Linked DNA regions of Homo sapiens: regions 2 and 3 are each linked to region 1. The links are chromatin contacts, found by Hi-C or POLR2A ChIA-PET in ENCODE. All regions are on one chromosome and are shown on one strand. The core of a region is the stretch at or near the end of the contact, and the rest is flanking DNA. Distances in the headings are between cores, read along the strand shown.

The links. A loop is a pair of places that touch in the nucleus more often than their neighbours do. ChIA-PET counts read pairs that join two places held with the same protein, here RNA polymerase II (POLR2A). Pooled maps may share reads with other maps.
Region 2: a pooled map shows a loop between it and region 1 (7-fold over the local background). The contact joins the promoter of TARDBP here to the promoter of RPL22 in region 1. A Hi-C loop is called at or near these places in 2 of 50 pooled maps. POLR2A ChIA-PET finds 5 or more read pairs at or near these places in 2 of 52 experiments (H1 and OCI-LY7).
Region 3: a map of naive thymus-derived CD4-positive, alpha-beta T cell shows a loop between it and region 1 (35-fold over the local background). The contact joins the promoter of DFFA here to the promoter of RPL22 in region 1. A Hi-C loop is called at or near these places in 1 of 168 maps with a recorded cell type or tissue (naive thymus-derived CD4-positive, alpha-beta T cell) and 4 of 50 pooled maps. POLR2A ChIA-PET finds 5 or more read pairs at or near these places in 1 of 52 experiments (GM12878).

What each region holds. Positions count from the first base shown.
Region 1 is chr1:6,198,215-6,201,185 of GRCh38, forward strand. It overlaps RPL22 (ribosomal protein L22), which reads right to left and starts at 1,381. Exons shown (of 4, transcript NM_000983.4): 1 at 1,348-1,381. The coding sequence starts at 1,359. RefSeq lists a silencer at 1,133-1,272.
Region 2 is chr1:11,011,245-11,014,215 of GRCh38, forward strand. It overlaps TARDBP (TAR DNA binding protein), which reads left to right and starts at 1,410. Exons shown (of 6, transcript NM_007375.4): 1 at 1,410-1,499; 2 at 2,472-2,721. The coding sequence starts at 2,484. RefSeq lists silencers at 843-1,072, 2,482-2,728 and enhancers at 1,113-1,442, 1,153-2,120.
Region 3 is chr1:10,471,007-10,473,977 of GRCh38, forward strand. DFFA (DNA fragmentation factor subunit alpha) reads right to left here and starts at 1,523. Exons shown (of 6, transcript NM_004401.3): 1 at 1,317-1,523. The coding sequence starts at 1,452. RefSeq lists an enhancer at 992-1,091.

The sequences.
Region 1 (2,971 bases), core at 131-2,630:
TCAGAGTAGGGTCCTGATCCGTCTTAGCTCATCTCCCTTAATCCTGTCTCATCCACCTTCTCATGAAGGGAGTTGCAAAGTATTCTAGGTGCCTGTCCACTCCAGCTTGGACAAGGTTAAGGCTAAAACCTAGAATCTTATTACAACACTACCGTCAAGAACTTCTGACATTTTGATTCGCTTCATCTATGCATTAGTACTTCCAAACCACCCGGCAAAGCACATCCTACAAGGTTCCAGTTTCTTCACTCTTACGAAGAAGCTTGTGTTAATCTTATCTCTCTACAAACTTGACACCATTAATGCACTTGTGCATCGTACCAACCTGTACTTTCACGTTTAAAAGCTCTGCAGAACTAAATAGACTTTTCCAAAAACACATCTTACCTCCCTTCATGTTTAAAAGAACTTCATCTAAAACTTGTGTTAACTGGATCAACTTTTCAAACATTTGGCCACTACAAAAATCACTGATTTATTTTTTACAACGTCTCTTCGCAGTAATAATCTAAGAGGGGTACTTTAAGATCTATTCCGAACACACACAATCAATCAAGAGACCTACCCACAACGGGCTTGATACTTCTCCATCAAGGTTTTAAACCAAAAGGCATTCAAAAGCCCAACCAGACAGAAAGAGCAGAAGAACCGGAAATGTTAACCAGGGAGTCCCAACAAAAGAGGAAAAGTAGGATCTTGGGACGAAGAACACGGAAAAACAACTTTCTCAAATAACCTAGGAGGAGGGCGCCGCACAGCCCAGTCCCAGCATAGCTAAAGGAGAATGCAATGAGAGCCTTCTCCCTACACCACTGCAACACCCGTTTGGGTCTGTACAGTGCGCCCTGATAAACTAATTTCCTCTGGGGACGCTAAAAAGCTCCTCAAACCCAGGCCTCCTCTCCGAAAGCACGCCGACCAAGCCGCCCTTCCGCGGATTCGTCCCCGAGTCTTGGCCGTGGACTTCCGAATGCGCGGCTCCCCAGGGTAGCAGGTCCCGTTCTTCTTCCCCGCCCTCCACCCAGGTAATCAGGCCCCCGGCCGGGGTCCGAGGACCAGTGGCCGGCCCAGACCGCAGTCTCCAGGCTCCAGCTCCCCGCTAGCCCCTAGCTGGGGCCCCGGGCCTCCGAGACCTCCCGGATCTCCCTCACGAGCCTCGGGCCGCGGCCTCCTCCGCCTACAACGTGCTGGGATCGGCAGGGGCTCTGGCCCGCTCCGGCCGACCTGCCAGCCCACCCCAGCAGGACGCTGCAGGGCGCCGTCCCCAGCGAGCCTGGGTAGATGCCGGGCTCGGCGAGGCCCACGTGCCTCCCCTGGAGCCGAGGCCTCACGCGGAGCCATACTAACCACAGGAGCCATGGCGGCAGCGGAGTTAGAAAGGGAGGTGAGCGAACTACGCAGACGCAAAGAGCCCGCAGCGCGCAAGGCACGCAGGGTCCAGGCCGCACTAATCACTTTGCCACGCCCCTCGTCCGCCACCTTTTCTCTTGGTTATGTACGATAGGGGAGCGATTGGTTTTTCCTGAATGCAAAACGCGTCCTCTCCCAGGCCTGGAGGGTTTCTGGGGAAGGAAGGAGGCCCGGCGGGCTGTCCCACTGCGAACGATCGGAGGGGGGAAGCCAGACTGGACGAGCCCAAAGATAAATAAAGGGGTTGGCTTTACTTTTTGAAAGTCTTGGGAAGAAAAAAGAAATAAGGAAATTCACTATACTGTAAATTACCAGCTAGTGGGATGGAAATCGAATCTACTAATTTGGGGAAGTGGGAAAATTCCTTGTAGCCACCGGGAAATTTCGTTCAGAGGTCCCAATGCCAGACCACTATGGCTTCCTCAAAAAGCCCCAGCTTGGAAGCTCATGCCCAGGGGCTGTCTCCCAGTGCCTGTCCTTTTTGCTGTAGCCAGGCCGCCCCCTCGCTGATCACCACTCCCTAGTTTCCCAGCCCAAGCCTTCTAGTTTCCCATCCCAAACCAGTAAGTAGTTGAGGACCACCAGGAGATCTGGAAAATGCAGATTCCAATTCCAGCGGTCTCAGTGGCCTGAAATTCTGCATTTCTCACAAGCTCTCAGACGATGCTGATGCTGCGAGTCCATGGACCGCATGTGGAGAAGCAAAGGTCCTCATCCCCAGGCCCACAGGTCCCTTGAACTGGGCTACTTTGCACCCAGTCACCCGCTGCGTCCTCACGGAATTATATTCCAGGATCCTGAATTGTAAATCACTCAGTGGCACACACACTCTCCACTCCCTTTACCTGGCTTCAGTGTACTCACCTAGCAAAAGTCCAATCACCAGAAGAGACTGTGCTGATGGGTCTAGCTTTCAACTCAGGCCTCAAGCCGGTTGACCAAGCTCCAAAGCCAGCTGCTGTTCTTGGCTCTATAATGATCAGGCTGGGCCTCTGCAAACACTTCTGCTTTCCAGCTGATCCCGGTTTGGCTCTATCAATAGGGGGCTTTGCTTCCTGCTTGCTCCTGTCCTGTCTGGTGTCATCCACTCTTGCTTCTTTATCCTGGAGGTGGCAGTTGGAACATTCTGGAAGCAGCAGTGGAATCCAGTCTGCACTTATTCCAACATTTGCAGAACCAGCCTCGTTTTCTCCTCAGAGACACCAGCCCTAGCAGAGCAGCACCCTCTCCTCAGATGTCTGAGTTTCACCTCCCTGTGCCCCTCCTCAAGCATCTACATTTTAATAATACCACCTACCAGTGGTAGCTACTTCCTGCAGTTGCTACTGTTAGTATTATACCCCGACAGTTACCTAAACACATCTTTATACCTAGTTAACAATCCTTTATATTAAATTCTCTCAGTTAAAAACTATAATGTGTTGTCTTTTGACTGGACCCTGGCTGATAACGGACCCTAAGCGAGCCCTCAGGGCTACTGACAATCCTAAATCTCTCCCCCAAGGGACTATTTCCCTTTCTTGTTGTTTTTAATAGAGACAGGGTCTTGCTCTGTCACCAA
Region 2 (2,971 bases), core at 160-2,659, 4.8 Mb after region 1:
GTCTGAAAAAAAGGAAGAGAAAAGAAAGAGAGAGAGAGAGAAAGAGAGAGAGGTAGGGAGGAAGGAAGGTGGGAAGGGAGGGAAGGGGGGGAAAGGGAGGGAAGGGAGGAAAGGAAGGGAAGGAAAGGAAAGAAAGGAAAGAAAAGATAGAAAAGAAAGGTGGCTCGTGCCTGTAATCCCAGCACTTTGGGGAGCTGAGGCAGGCGGATCACTTGAGGCCATGAGTTCGAGATCAGCCTGGCCAACATGGCCAAACCCTGTCTCTACTAAAAATACAAAAATTAGCCGGGCATGGTGTCTTTGCACGCCTATAATCCCAGCTATCCCTTGAACCTAGGAGTTGGAAGTGGCAGTGAGCTGCAGATTGCGCCACTGCACTCCAGCCTGGGGGACAAGAGCGAGACTCCGTCTCAAAAAAAAAAAAAAAAAAAGTGAAACAAAAAGTGTGCCTTAAAATAGATGAAGTACTGTATTATTATTATTATTAAAGGGCTGGAGCCAGAACAAGTTAGCATTTTGTGCCTCGAGATTCAAATCCCAGGTCTACCATTTATTCCTTGGGTGACATTTTTTTGGGGGGAGGGGCTGGAGGACAGGGTCTCACTCTGTCGCCTAGACTGGAGTGAAGTGGCGCGATCTCGGCTCACCGCAACCTCCGCCTACCGCGTTCAAGCAATTCTCCTGCTTCAGGCTCCCGAGTAGATGGGACTACAGGCGCGCGCCACTACCGCCCGGCTAATCCTTGCGTCACTTTAAGCAAGACACTTGATCTCTCTGTGCCTCAGTTTCCTCACCCGCAGAATGAATATCAATAGCTCCTGCTACACAAAACTGTTTGGGCTATTAAATATGTGAATACTCAGAAAGTACCTGGCACAAAGTAGCCTTATCATTGCTATTATTTAGAACAAAGTTATTGTTTCCAGGTTTGGAGGTGGGCTGGCGGAGGGAGGAGAAGACGCACTAGGTTGCCTTTCAGAAAAGGGGTCCAGGCCTTATCCTGCCTCCCAGGTGGACTCGGCCCGGGATCCCGAGCCCCGCCCCCTCCAGGCCCCGCCCCGCCCCGCCCTCGCTGGCCGAGACTCTGTGCTACTCTCGCGCGCTTTGAAAGTGCGCGAGCTCCGACCGAGACCTGGGCCGGCGGTTGGTCGGCCGAAACCATCTGCTACGTTACGTGGGGGGAGGTCAGCTCCTATACAGCCACACTTTTTTCAATCTTCAGCTTTTCAGGCCTAGGTCCTGGTTTTATTTTAGCTTTCAGAGCTTCTCTGTAGGCTTGAATTTCCAGGAGGCAGCCCGAGTCCCTGGGGAGAGGGTCATCGTGGCTCTCGTCGGTGCCTTCCACCTCTGGACAGGCAACCGGTGGGAGAGGACGCCGGTGGGCGGGGGGAGGAGGCGGCCCTAGCGCCATTTTGTGGGAGCGAAGCGGTGGCTGGGCTGCGCTTGGGTCCGTCGCTGCTTCGGTGTCCCTGTCGGGCTTCCCAGCAGCGGCCTAGCGGGTGAGTCGCGGAGCCTTCTCACTGAGGACGCCGTAGGTGCCTCGGCTTCTGCATTGGGGCGGCCCGAGGCAGACGCAGCGGCTTCGGACCCTGCCCCGGGAAGTCAGCCGTGAGACCGGGCCTAGTCCTGCCCGAGCGGGCTCGCGCGGGAGCGTCGTTAGGTCCTGGCACGGGGAGGCCGGTGGCGCCGAAACGGGGGGCCGGGCCCGCGGTGCCGCGTAGCCTGAGGCGGAGGTTGGCCCCGGACCCGGACAGTGCCGGAGCCTTCGGTACTTTGTACTTCGAGGGACGCTGCCAGCTTGGGCCTGGTGCTCCTGCGCCCCACCCCGGGCCGCGCCGAGAAACTCCTCCCTCGGCTGGCACGCGCGGGCTTCTGGGAGGCGACGGCCGGCACCGCCAGGACCTGTCGCCGCGGGCCTTGGGGCTCGGGCTCGCAGAGCCCCCGGAAGCCCCAAAATGAGGAACAGAGGGAAACTTTTCTCCTGTTCTTTACACCTGGTTCACTGCCCATATTCAGTCTTCAGGTTCAGCTGATGGATCGCTTGCTTAGGAAAATCGACTGGGACCTATCACGCCCATGCCTCAGCCAGTTAGGCTCCTCCTCTGCCTTCAGGATTACTTAACGACTAACCCGATTGTCATAAAATAGCTACTGTTTATTGTTCCCTTGCATACCCTAGCTTGTAACCAGCAAGCCACGTTGGACTCACAGTTACAGTTTCAGTACCTGACGCATCATAAGCCTTCAGGGAAAGTTTTTTGAATGAATGAACTGGCGAGGCATCACATTTTGATAGGAAATCACTACCCTTACCTTCACCTCGTCATTTTTCAGGGATAACCAATGCATATACGAATCCAGACAAGCATTTTTCTGGAAGTCAGAACTCTGACATGGTTTGGGTATTATCATTATAAGGAAACAGTTATTCTGACATGAATGTTGTTCATTCATATCTCTTTTCTCTTTAGGAAAAGTAAAAGATGTCTGAATATATTCGGGTAACCGAAGATGAGAACGATGAGCCCATTGAAATACCATCGGAAGACGATGGGACGGTGCTGCTCTCCACGGTTACAGCCCAGTTTCCAGGGGCGTGTGGGCTTCGCTACAGGAATCCAGTGTCTCAGTGTATGAGAGGTGTCCGGCTGGTAGAAGGAATTCTGCATGCCCCAGATGCTGGCTGGGGAAATCTGGTGTATGTTGTCAACTATCCAAAAGGTTTGTTACCATTTGGTTTTTGTAATCATGCTGAAGTGTGTTCAGGTGTGTGTCTCATCCATGGATCTTAGCCTCTTTTGGTGGCAGAATGTCTCCTGAAACTTAAGTATTTCCTTGAACTTCAGTGTTAGACAAGTTTGGAAGACCACGAGTCTAAATTTATGGAAACTGGGGATTGTAGATCATTTTAAAAGAGAAAACAATGTATTTAAAAAATATCTGAATAAACTTTGCCAAGTTGATGATAAAT
Region 3 (2,971 bases), core at 273-2,772, 4.3 Mb after region 1:
GAGCCGAGATAGCGCCACTGCACTCCAGCCTGGGTGACAGAGTGACACTCCGTCTCAAAAAAAAAAAAAAAAAAAGAAAATGCTTTTTGTTCTTTACAGTATCTTCCTTAGCAGCTTCTTTTCTAACCTATGGGAAAGTATAAAAGAAGTGGAAGCTTCTATCAGTAGCTTTTCATATCATTATCATTGGCGGAGAGGCTTTCTCCAGGACAGGTCTGTACTATTCCATTTAGTGATAGCAATGCTTCAAATACTAACGGGACTGGAGTGATCAGAAATAGCCAAGAGACTACAAATATCCTTCAGCGGTGTTGTCTACCACCCAATAGAACAGCAAGGCATGTATGCGCTGGACTGCAGAGAACACCAGCCTCTGTGCCACGCACATCCAGCCACGGCACTGAAGGGGAATTAGAAGTAAAGTAATCTAATGTCAGGAAAAAAAATACATAAATGCTTATATGCAAAATCCATGTTACCAAAGCATTTATAATGCTTTGGCTGTTCATGGGTCTCTGAAAATTTCCATATGATTTCTGTTGGTGACTGAGAGGAAGCAACTGTGCCCTCTGACACACACTGTGACTACATGCCTGGGGCTGGCTCACACATGTAACCTGTAAAACTTCTTTGGGTAAGCGATTTGTTGCTACTGGCTAATAAGACTTGTAAGTCACTTAAATATATCATCTTATTTGAGAGAACCAACAACCCTTTGAAGCAGGGCTATAAATATTATACCCAATTTGCTGATGAGAAAACTGAGGGTTGAGAGCTGGTTAAGTGCAAGGCCAAGCAGCTGGTAAAGGTATGGGGCCGGGCTCGGAACTTCCGTCGGCTCCGTCACTTACAACTCACGTTCCTTGTCTGGACCTCCAGAAATGGTCAGTAGCAGCTCCCTCTTTCCTGCATAGGTTCCTGCCAGAGCGGACGGTGGAAACCCCTCCCCACACCGCCGTGGGCTCAGCTGGGGGTTCTTGTACCATCTGAGTGTGGCGGAGTGGCAGGAACCCAGTGGGGTCCGTTTGGTCCAACATCGAAGTGATTTCAGGCAAGAGACCTAAGCCGAGTCTGGCTTAATTTGCACATTGCTTCCTGGCTGTCTTCCCACCACCGTGGAGTCTCACACGAGATTAATTACGCTCAAGCGCCTTAAATCTGTAAATCGCTATGCCCACTCGGACCGTTTCTGTCCCAAGCCTCCACCCGAGATACAAGAATCCCCAAGTCGCCTCTCCTGACCCCGCCTCGCCCCCGCCGGACGTCCTCACCCGGCCCTGGCTCCCCCACACCCTCGCCCGGGGTCCCGAGCCAACCCTTGCTCCTCAGGTCTTCGAGGCAGGAGGCGGCCACGCCGTGCTGTTCGCGGCTGTAGTTGCGGCGCAGCAGACACGGCTTTAGAGTCCGGATCTCGCCAGATTCTGGTACCCCGGCGTCCCCGGTCACCTCCATCCTCCACAAGGTGGGACCTGCCCACCTTCGAGAAGTCGCGGGAGGCCGGAGCGGCGGTCCTTCTACTCGACCCCCTTCCGCAGCCTGCCGGGAGATGTAGTTCGTTCCGCAGCAAATCACACGTGAGACCAGGGCACGCCGGGAAATGTAGTTCTAGTTGCCGCTAATCACGTGTGGCGTCGAAGCATGCCGGAAACTGTAGTCTCTGGGTTTAAAGCCGCTTTCGTTCTATCGCGCGATTCAGCCTAGGAGTTGTTTTTAACTTTTAGGAGCTGCATTCGCGCGTTCAAATATAAGGCCAATAGAGACTTATTTTGCATGACGATGCACACGCATGTATACTGTATTGAATTTTTAGAGCATTCCTATTCGCATATGAGATGCATAATGCTAATACAGACACCCGCATGTTTCCACCCATTCTATTTCCTGCTTCAACTGTGCAAATTAGTTTGGGGTCTCAGAACAAAACGCTTAAATAAATATAGTAAGCATTAAAGTCTCAAATGCATCGGAGAGGAAAGGGGAAATGCGACTCGGCACTGTTGGAGATTGTTCAGATGCCTCTTGACAACATATTCATCTTTGTTTTAATACTGCTACTATGGAAAAGTTTGTTTTTTTCCTCCTGAAAAATAAACATCTAAGATTAAAAGAATAGTAATAAAAATGATCAAAAAGTTCCTCTCTTAAAAGAGGGCATTTTATGTAAACTAGAAGTAATTATCTGCTCATATTTATTCATTCGGGGGACACTTTCCTTCCTTGTTTCTTTTTTCTTTTTTTGAGACAGCGTTTCGCTCTGTCTCCCAGGCTGGAGTGCAGTGGCGCGATGATGGCTCACTGCAGTTTTGATCTCCTGGGCTCAAGCAATCCTCCCACCTCATATTTTGTTTATAAAAACGTGGGCAAGGGCCCCGGGGGCGGTGGCTCACCCCTGTAATCTCAGCACTTTAGGAGGCCGAGGCGGACAGATGATCTGAGGTCAGTAGTTTGAGACCAGCCTGGCCAGCATGGTGAAACCCTATCTCTACTAAAAATACAAAAATTAGCCGGGCGTGATGGCGCACGCCTGTAGTCCCAGCTCTTGGGAGGCTGAGGCAGGTGAATCGCTTGAACCCGGGAGGCGGAGGTTGCAGTCGGCCCAGATCGCACCATTGCACTCCAGCCTGGGCGTCAGGAGCAAGACTTCGTCTCAAGCAAAAACAAAAACAAAAGCAAAAACAAACAAAAAAAACGTGGGAGAGGAAATTGGATATTATCTCAAGAAAAGTTTAGACATTTAAAACAGCGTTTAGTAGGAGGAATTATTCATTAAGTCATCCCTTTTAAGCAGTCTATATTGATCAAAACACAACTATAATAGGAGCTGGCGGTTAACTCTAATGTATGTATCCTTTTTCATATAATTTCATTTTTTATTTTCTTATCTTATTTTTAGACAAGGTCTCGCTCTGTCGCCCAGGCTGGAGTGCAGTGGCATAATCATAGTTCACTGCAGCCTCAACCTCCTGGGCTC